Regions from separate parts of the Homo sapiens genome. Here all the other regions are linked to region 1. A link is a contact called in ENCODE Hi-C or POLR2A ChIA-PET data. All regions are on one chromosome and are shown on one strand. The core of a region is the stretch at or near the end of the contact, and the rest is flanking DNA. Distances in the headings are between cores, read along the strand shown.

What was found. Hi-C counts contacts between places; a loop is a spot of excess contacts on that map. ChIA-PET counts read pairs that join two places held with the same protein, here RNA polymerase II (POLR2A). Pooled maps may share reads with other maps.
Region 2: a pooled map shows a loop between it and region 1 (2.9-fold over the local background). The contact joins the enhancer-like site here to the promoter of LINC00339 in region 1. A Hi-C loop is called at or near these places in 10 of 168 maps with a recorded cell type or tissue (CD4-positive, alpha-beta T cell, CD4-positive, alpha-beta memory T cell, CD8-positive, alpha-beta T cell and 4 more), 3 of 37 single-sample maps with no recorded cell type and 10 of 50 pooled maps. POLR2A ChIA-PET finds 5 or more read pairs at or near these places in 9 of 52 experiments (AG04450, CD4-positive, alpha-beta T cell, GM12878 and 6 more).
Region 3: a pooled map of gastrocnemius medialis shows a loop between it and region 1 (8-fold over the local background). The contact joins the promoter of WNT4 here to the promoter of LINC00339 in region 1. A Hi-C loop is called at or near these places in 10 of 50 pooled maps. POLR2A ChIA-PET finds 5 or more read pairs at or near these places in 3 of 52 experiments (Panc1, activated B cell and activated T-cell).

Annotation. Positions count from the first base shown.
Region 1 is chr1:22,023,765-22,026,516 of GRCh38, forward strand. LINC00339 (long intergenic non-protein coding RNA 339) reads left to right here and starts at 1,427. Exons shown (of 2, transcript NR_023918.2): 1 at 1,427-1,608. It overlaps LINC01635 (long intergenic non-protein coding RNA 1635), which reads right to left and starts at 2,284. Exons shown (of 3, transcript NR_110692.1): 1 at 2,200-2,284; 2 at 1,042-1,202; 3 at 230-681. RefSeq lists enhancers at 1,712-2,313, 1,925-2,034, 2,112-2,406.
Region 2 is chr1:21,955,596-21,958,295 of GRCh38, forward strand. No RefSeq gene overlaps it. Among named protein-coding and RNA genes, the nearest start is that of HSPG2, 20 kb to the left of the region's middle. Within about 2 kb of position 1,381, at least 26 of the 41 ENCODE cell types and tissues checked have a DNase peak (open chromatin) inside an H3K27ac peak, as active enhancers do; they include CD4-positive, alpha-beta T cell, CD8-positive, alpha-beta T cell and mammary epithelial cell, where a contact is called at or near this core.
Region 3 is chr1:22,141,581-22,144,378 of GRCh38, forward strand. WNT4 (Wnt family member 4) reads right to left here and starts at 1,517. Exons shown (of 5, transcript NM_030761.5): 1 at 1,266-1,517. The coding sequence starts at 1,342. All of the region lies in intron 1 of LOC105376845 (a long non-coding RNA gene), which reads left to right. RefSeq lists silencers at 985-1,044, 1,607-1,936.

The sequences.
Region 1 (2,752 bases), core at 177-2,676:
ACCATTGCACTCCAGCTTAGACAACAAGAGCGAAACTCCGTCTCAAAAAAAAAAAAAAAAAAAAAAAAGAAGTGAAGATGAGCTTGTCAGATTGTCAGATTTGCAAAATAGCCAGAAGGTCAGTGTTCTTGGAGCAAACTGAGTGAGCAGGAGGGTGGGGAAAGATGAAGCACAAAGGCTGAATTTTACCTGGGATGATAAAATAATCTTACACAAGCCGAAACGTATATACTTTCACATAAATTTATGTGCCTATGAAATTGGAGTTGCTCTGGGACTCAAGCGGCATCCTTGCCCCAACCCCTGCTGTTTTCTGAAGCATTCCTAAGGAACCTTAGAGTGTGGGAGAGAGAAATAGCAGGAAGTCCTTAACCTAGTCCAACCCTTTTATTTTACAGTTAGGGAAACCTAAGCTGAGAGAGGAGATGGAAACCTGGTTGTAGGAGTGAGTGGGGAAGGGTTCACGGTCATTCTGGTAGGTAGGGGTAGGGCCAGAGCAAGGAGTCCTGGTTTGTGAACCACCAGCTGGCCGTCTAGGAGTTTACAGACCAGCAGTGGCAATGTTGACAAAGGGCATATCTTCCTTTCCCCAAGAACATTGGCTCTGGAGCAATAACCCAGCAATGGGGGCTTTGGGGTGTCCCTCTTAATCCGGTAGCTCAGCCCATTCGGATATGCCAGCTGGAAAGAGAGAGGGAGAAGTCAACTGAGTACCTCTCTCTAACAGCTCAATCCCTCCCCTTCAGGGTTAAGATCGGGGCTGCAGTGGTTAGCATCTCTGCTTCCTCTAGCCGGCTGTGTCATTGAACCTGTGTGATCAGACGCAAACCAGATCAGTATGACTTCAAAGCTTCATCTTTGAGATGGAGTCTTGCTCCCTCGTCCGGGCTGGAGTGCAATGGCGCAATCTCGGCTCACTGCAACCTCCGCCTCCCGGGTTCAAGCAATTCTCCTGTCTCAGTCTCCCGAGCAGCTGGGACTATAGGCGCCTGCCAGCACGCCCGGCTAATTTTTGTATTTTTAGTAAAGACTGAGTTTCACCTTGTTGGTCAAGCTGGTCTCGAACTCGTGACCTCAGGTGATCCACACGCCTCTGCCTCCTAAAGTGCTGGGATTACAGGCGTGAGCCACCGCGCACGGCTAAAGCTTCAGTTCTTAACCATCAGGCGACAGTGCGTAGTCTGGTAGCAACTGGAAAAGTCCTGCTGAGATTTAGCCTCCCATACACACAGAGTCCCACCCCGGACAGGCTGTATCAACCCCCCACGGCCATATGCCCACTGCTGTTTGCGTACAATGAGGCGGGACCTATAGACTGTATCCACTGACTCATCTGGAGTGATTCCGCGGGGCGCCAATACAAGGACCACTGTCTCCAAACAGCAGCCAGCCACCCCTCTCTCTTGGTTTCCTTCCTTTGAGTGGTGCAAAGGCTTAAGGGTGTAACCTCAGAATGGGGCCCTGAATCAGCTGTGGGCGAGCTCCTAGAGTATCTTAATTCCTGCTTCATCTCTTTCCATTTTGCAGTTGGGCAAACTGCGGCTCAGAAAGATAAAGAACTTCTCCGGAGCGAAAAAGCTGCTAAGAATGTATCCAAAACTCCGCACGGTAAGGACTGAGGACGGTCAAAAGACCACCAAGAGTTAAAACCATGAAGCTGCGTAGTACCGCGGAGGCTAGAGAGACCCGGCCCACCCCTTCCAACCTATGCCCCTCCTCTTAACTTCCGGGCGGGGCATGACTTCCGGTTCCCGCGCGGCGCTCCAAAGCTCGGGGAGTGGTGGTCTCCCTTTCCTGGAGTCATTTGTGGGAGTTAGGGTCTTATCCTGATCTTTCCTCGTCCCCCGCTCCCCCGTCCTCCGAGGTGGCAGCTGCGTAGGTGAACGTTCCCCCTGTCCCCTTCCTTCTCCTTCCTAACCCGAGTACGCTTGCTCGCGGCCACAGTGGCTGCCTGCCCCAGGAGCGGGGAGTCCCTGCCTTTGGGGTAGGGAAATGACTGAAATGTGGGACCTGCGGGCTCCTCGGGCTGACTTGGACCTCACTGCAGCTCTGGAGGTGGACCTCGTCCTGGGACCCTAGAAGCCCATTTCCGCACTCGGGCTAGGCCTTCGGAGCCGCGGCAGCATAGTGGGAGGAGTCGGGCTCAGCTCCCCCCCACCACAACCGGGATTATTTTTATCGGTTGAGTCATCGCACTACCTTTCATCCTTGTGGCTTTGGGCAAGTCCCCGCCCTCCGAGCCTCACTTTGCTTATCTGTGAATGGAAATAACAGTGCCTACCCCATGGGCTATCGGGAGGATCAGTTGTGAGGGAATGCAGTGTGGGGTGTCTGGCCGGCAGAATTCCACAAATGGTAGCAGCGGTTGATGTCACTGGAGGTTCCTGGGGCAGTAATTTATCAAGAGTTTATGATCCTGAACTAAGGATCATACGGAGGAGGATCTGTGTATAACGTTCGGCACAATGTTAGATAGGAAGTAAGGGCGCAGTGCACTGGAGTTATTTTTTCTTTTTTTTTTTTTTGAGACGGAGTCTCGCTCTGTCGCCCAGGCCGGAGTTGCAGTGCCGCGTTGTCGCCTCACTGCAACCTTCTCTGCCACATGGGTTCAAGCGATTCTCCTGCCTCAGCCACTCGAGTAACTGGGATTACAGTCGCACATCACCACGCCTGGCTAATGTTTTGCATTTTTAATAGAGACGGTTTCACCATGTTGGCCAGCCTGGTCTTGAACTCCTGATCTCAGGTGATC
Region 2 (2,700 bases), core at 131-2,630, 68 kb before region 1:
AGGGGAACCTCCAGCCCCACTGAAGGCCCCAGAGGCCTTCAGAGCCAGAAGGGGCTGGGAGTCAAGAGTGGGAAGTGAGAGGCCCCTTTCCTGGTGGGGGAGGGGAAGTTCTGGCCTTCGATCCTGGGCTCTTAGGGCCCAGGCTGGAGTTAGGCTGGGCCGGCTGGAGTCCAGCTGACTCCAAGCCCGGGGCGCATGATGGGAAGGATATGGGGAAGAGGTCTGCCCCACCTCTTTCCTAGGCTCAACCCTGGGAAGCTGATATTTGTGAGGCATATATCATGTGCCATAGAACATGATATTGTGGGTCCCAGGCCCTTCTCAGCCTCCTTCCCTCCCATTTAATCCTCACAGCACCCCTAAGAGGTATTTTGTTTTCCAGATGAGGTAATCGAGGCTCAGAGAAGGCTAGAGACTTGCCCAAGCTTGCCCAGGAGGCTTGAGTGAGAACCTGGCCTTCTTAAGTGCAAAAGAGGGTAGGCTGTCCCTCCCACTCGGTGAGGACTCAGGAAGTGGCCCTGTGAACTGAGTAGCACTGGGAGGGGTCTAGTCTGGAGACCCAGGATGTTGGACAGCAACAGTCCCATCCCCCACTCGCCCCATTCTCCACTCCCCAGCCAAGCCCAGCTGCCCCCGCTTCCAGCGCTGCAGAGAAGATGCAGAGTCTCAGAAGGTCCTGGGTGGTGGGGTGCCCTGTCCTGCCATCTCCAGCCACAGTGGTACCCGCTGCCCCACCTGGCCCCTCTCCACCACCTCCAGCATTGGATCCTTGGCTTCATTGCCAAGGATAAACTGGCTGAAAAGTAGCTCTGCATCATCCGTTGCCCTCCCCCTGCACCCACCCCCAACCGGCTCTCCTCATTCTCACCTATCCCCCCTCCCACCCACCAAGGGCCACAGTCCCACCAACATCCTCTGCCCATCCTGTGCTCACCAAGAACACTAGGGGCCCTTCCCCAACCCCAAGCACAGAAGTTCCAAGGCATCTCATTCTCTGTGCTCCCCTGGGTAGGGGGAGCAGCTCCCTTCTCCAGAGACCTGAGGACCCTGACCCATTAGCACAGGTGCTGCCCATTAAGCCTTCACCTGCCGCTCAGCAGTTTCTCTCCTTCCCTGGGGCCTGAGAGAGTGGGAAGTGCCCCCTTATCCCTTCAGCCACATGGCTCTTATAAGCCCAGCTCAGCAGCCACATGTTTGTGACACCCAGGTCAGTTCAGGGGACAGCTAGAGCCAAGAGCCCTCCACCCTGCCCGAAGGGCATCTGTGTCCAGCCTCAGGCAACTGTTGGCACTGTGTCCTGAGCCTATACCTGGCCTTGAGCCAACTTGCCTGCCAGACTGGAAAATCTCTCCTGGGCCTGGACCTGGCCCTCCCCCGGCTGCAGCCTTATACCCACCAGAGCACAATGAGTCACGCGTCCTCCTCACCTAACACCCTCAAGGATATGGGGCCCCTGCTCACCCACTGCCAAAAACAGCACTTCCCCAAGTCCACATGTGGCAGGCACAAGCCAGGGCAGATCTGAGCTCAGGAGCACTGGGCAGGAGTGTCTTGGCAGGAGTCCCTGCCAGGGAGAGCTTCCCGCCCGCCAAGCTACCTGAGGGCTTTGCAGGTAGAGCAGCCAATCTGGGAGGCAGCAGGGCTCCCATCTTGATGGGGCCCGGGAAAGTCCCTGTAAGGAGGGTGCAGGAGGACGGTCACAGGCAGGCTTATGTACAACCTTGCTGAGAGAACAGCGCCCACGGAAGGTAGGACGGCAAGTAAGAGGCTTGTGCTGTGACCTGGGGCAAACAGGTGAACTTCTCCAAACCTCAATCTCCTGTTCTGTGAAGTGGAGGTGGGGAGGGGACTTCCGGAACACTGTTGACTTGACTGGCTCGCAATCACAGCGAGTGTTCACAACGTGCTCCCCGTGTCCCAGGCACACTTCCGAGTGCTTGATTACCTTACGAGTGGCTGCAGCCGTGTGCTGGCCCACAAGAGCCAACTGTTAAATGTTCTGAAATGTGGTGAATGGTTGTTAAAACACAGGTAGCTTGAAATCAGCCATAAGGAAAATATTTGGACGACAGGAATTGGCAGATATGACACATTAGGACTTGTTGCTGTTGTTGTTGTTGTTTTGAGACCGAGTCTCCCAGGCTGGAGTGCAGTGGTGCAATCTCGGCTCACTTCAGCCTTTCAACCTTCCTTCCCAGGTTCAAGTGATTCTCCTCCCTCAGCCTCCCGAGTAGCTGGGATTACAGGCACGTGCCACCACACCCAGCTAACTTTTGTATTTTTGGTAGAGATGGGGTTTCACCATGTTGACCAGGCTGGTCTTGAACTCGTGACCTCAAATGATCCGCCCGCCTCGGCCTCCCAAAGTGCTGGGTTTACAGGCATGAGCCACCGCGCCCAGCCCCTTTCCTTTAATCGTCAGATATAATGGCTCAAGTCTCCATCCCGCGGGCTGTGGGAAGTCCAGAGCCTTCCCTGCTATTTTTCAAGGAGCCCAGAAGGCTGTTATGGCCTTTTGTCACCCCTCACTCGGAATCTCTGCTTCTGGGTCAGTGTTCAGCCCCTCTTGCTGCCCCACCTTCTGTGACTGTCATGTTCTGTCAGCAAAGTCGCAGCCCCTGCCACACTGCTCTGTGACTGCTACTCCACAGGAGACCTTTCTCCAGCTTCTCTCTTCCGCCTGCCCCTGTTGCGTGGCTC
Region 3 (2,798 bases), core at 267-2,766, 120 kb after region 1:
CTCCGCAGCCACTTCGGGCTGCCTTGGAGTCGTTTGCTCTCGGAACAGCTGGGAGAATTCCACATCACCTCCGTCCCCCAAGCCCTGGGTGGCTCTGACCCCAACGAACACACTCCTTCCAGCCTGGAGGGCTCTGGCTGGCCACAATGACCTCATAGCAACAGCCATTGGACACTCGGGGCAATTTCATGGGAGATATTTGTTCTTTGGTCTTGATGCAGAGAGAATTTTTTCCTCTCTCCCTGTCTCCATGGAAACCCCAGCTACACTGTTGGCGATCCCCCTTCCCACCCCATGCTTTTCAGATCAATATTGGAGCTTGGCTCCCCACTGGCTGCCCACAGCGGATGGTGGCAGAGCTCTGGGCAGGAGGAACTGGGGCCAGGGTTAAGCGCGGGGCATGGGGAACTGTCCCTGAGCGGGGATGAAAGGAGCGCGGGTCCGCTTGCTCCCTGTCCACCCACTCACTGGAGCTCATCCCTTTAGTCTCCCTCCCTGCAGCAAACCTTCCGCCCCTACCCAGGGAGCGCCCTGAGCGCAGATCCAGTCAAGGAGAAACAGACAGGTCACCAGCGGTTACCACCCCTTCCTCCTTAGGCTAGACACGGGGAGCTGGGGGGCCGTTGTCTTCTTTAAGGTCTGGACGGAGTTTCTTCCTGCCCCGGGGAAAAACCAAGGCCCGGCCAGCGCCAGCGCCAGCCCCGGGCCCTGGGAGACCAGGCGTCCTGGTCCCTTCCTTCTGTCTCCGGCTCCCGCCCCCCAAGCAGAAACAGGTCCCTGCACGCCTCCAGCCCAGCCCGCAGCGCGGCGCAGCTCGGCGCAGCTCGGCGCTGGGAGCTCGCTCCGGACTTCTCGGGATTAACCTGCTATTATGTCCCGGAGCCCTTCCCTGCAATGGGCTTCCTCAGCGACCTGTCAGCCCGGCTGGACTGCAACCCGCGTCCGGCGCCCCTCCCGGGCCACCGCCCCGCGCTCGCACCCCTGGCGCCCTCGAGAGCCCCGAGCCGCCTACCGGTGCGGACGCCGCCACAGCCACCCCTGACGCCTCTGGGCAGGGAGCCGGACCCGGGCAGGAGGGGACCCCGGGTGTGCAGAGGGACGTTCGGGCCGTGGCGGCGGCAGCGGAGCGAGCGAGCCTCCGGTCCCGCGGCCGAGACACCTGCCGGGCTGCCCCGCGCCCGCTGCCCCGCGCCGCCTGGCACCGGCCGCTGCCCCCGGGGCCTGCCCCGCCCCGCCCCGCCCCGCTCGGCCCCGGCCAGACTTACAGCCAGTTGCTCGCGGCGGCTGAGAAGACGGCGAAGACGAGGAGGCGCAGCGAACGCAGGCACGAGCGGGGACTCATGGTGCCGCCGCGGGCGCCCGGCCCGGGGCAGCGGCTGCGGCCGCGGGGGGCCTCCCGTCGGGGCTGCAGGTGGGCGCCCGCGGGCGGGCCGGGGCGCGCGCGGCGGGGCTCTGCCTCCGTGTGCCTGCCGGCAGCCTGCCCGCTGCTGCGCCCGCTGCCCGGCGCGGACCAGACTGTCAGCGCCGCCCCAGAGCCGGGATGCGGCGGCGGCGGCGGCGGCGGCGGCGGCGGAGGCGGGCGGGCGGGCGGGCGGCCGGGGGGGCGGGCCGGGGGCGGGCCGAGGATGGGGTTACCTGGGCGGGCCCAGCGGCCCGGGACACCCCCCCGGGGGCGGGCCGGAGCGGCGGCGGCTGCCGCCTTAGCCCGCGGGACTGGGCTGCTCCCGGGGCCTCCCCGGCTGGGCGCTCCGGAGGACTTGGGGCCCGAGCCCGCTCCAGGCACGCCTGGCTGCGCGCCGCCGAGCCCGGCCCGGCTAGAGGCGCGGCGACCCAGCTGCCCGGCCGCCGCCCGGGCCTAGGGGACAGGCGGGCACAGCTCCCCCAACCCGCCGCTGCGGGCACTGCAGCGCGGCCCTCGCTGTCCCCCTACCCCCCCCACCGCCCCCCGCCGGCGCCTGGAGCCCAGACCCCGGTCCGACCGCGGCGGACCCACCGGAGCGCGGCTACCACTCGCGCGCACCCAGGCGCTGGCGCTCCGGGTGCCTGGGGCTGCACATCGGGGCGCTGGATGTCTCCCGACCGCCCCCCGCCCGGCCCCTCCCTGCCTCCTGGCCCCCGCGTCCTGCGGCCCAGCCCCTCCCTGGCGCTCACCTCCCTACAGCCTTCCGGGAGCTGGACGGGGCCTCCCCAGCTTTGGGCAGCTTGGGACAGTGGCCCGAGACTGTGGGAATCCGAAACCTCGCTTCTGGCTAGCCACAAGGTCTGGGCGCGCCCCAGGCAGCAGGGTCTTGACTCTGAGCCTCCGTTTTCTCATCCGGGAAGTGGGCTTAAGACGCTGTGATTGGGAGGACAGGAGGAGTTTAGGGAAGCTCTCTTGGCTCACTCACCAAGTCTTACTTTGCATTTGGTTTTCTATGTGCTTGTTCGATTTATCCTCCCATACTAGGCAGATTCAGCCTCTTGTTTGTTTTGGGCACAGGGCGGTGCCTGCCATGTTTGTGGAAGGAATAAATGAATGGAATGGAATGGGCTGCAACAGCCTGTGCTTGGCTAGTCCAGAGAGCTCAATTCCACATCACTGTAACCCCTAAGAATTGTCTGCCCAAGTCCACGCCACACCCTCTCAGGTCACTGATCTGATTCTGTGTGCTACTCATCCTCCAGGCTGCATCCCCCAGCTGCTCACAGGTAGAGGGACCTCTTATCTAAACAGTAAAACTAAGGCCCGGAAAGGGAGGCACCTGTCCCACCTCCCTAGGGGTTGGGAACAGAGGCAAGGACCAGGTCTATGCCCTCAC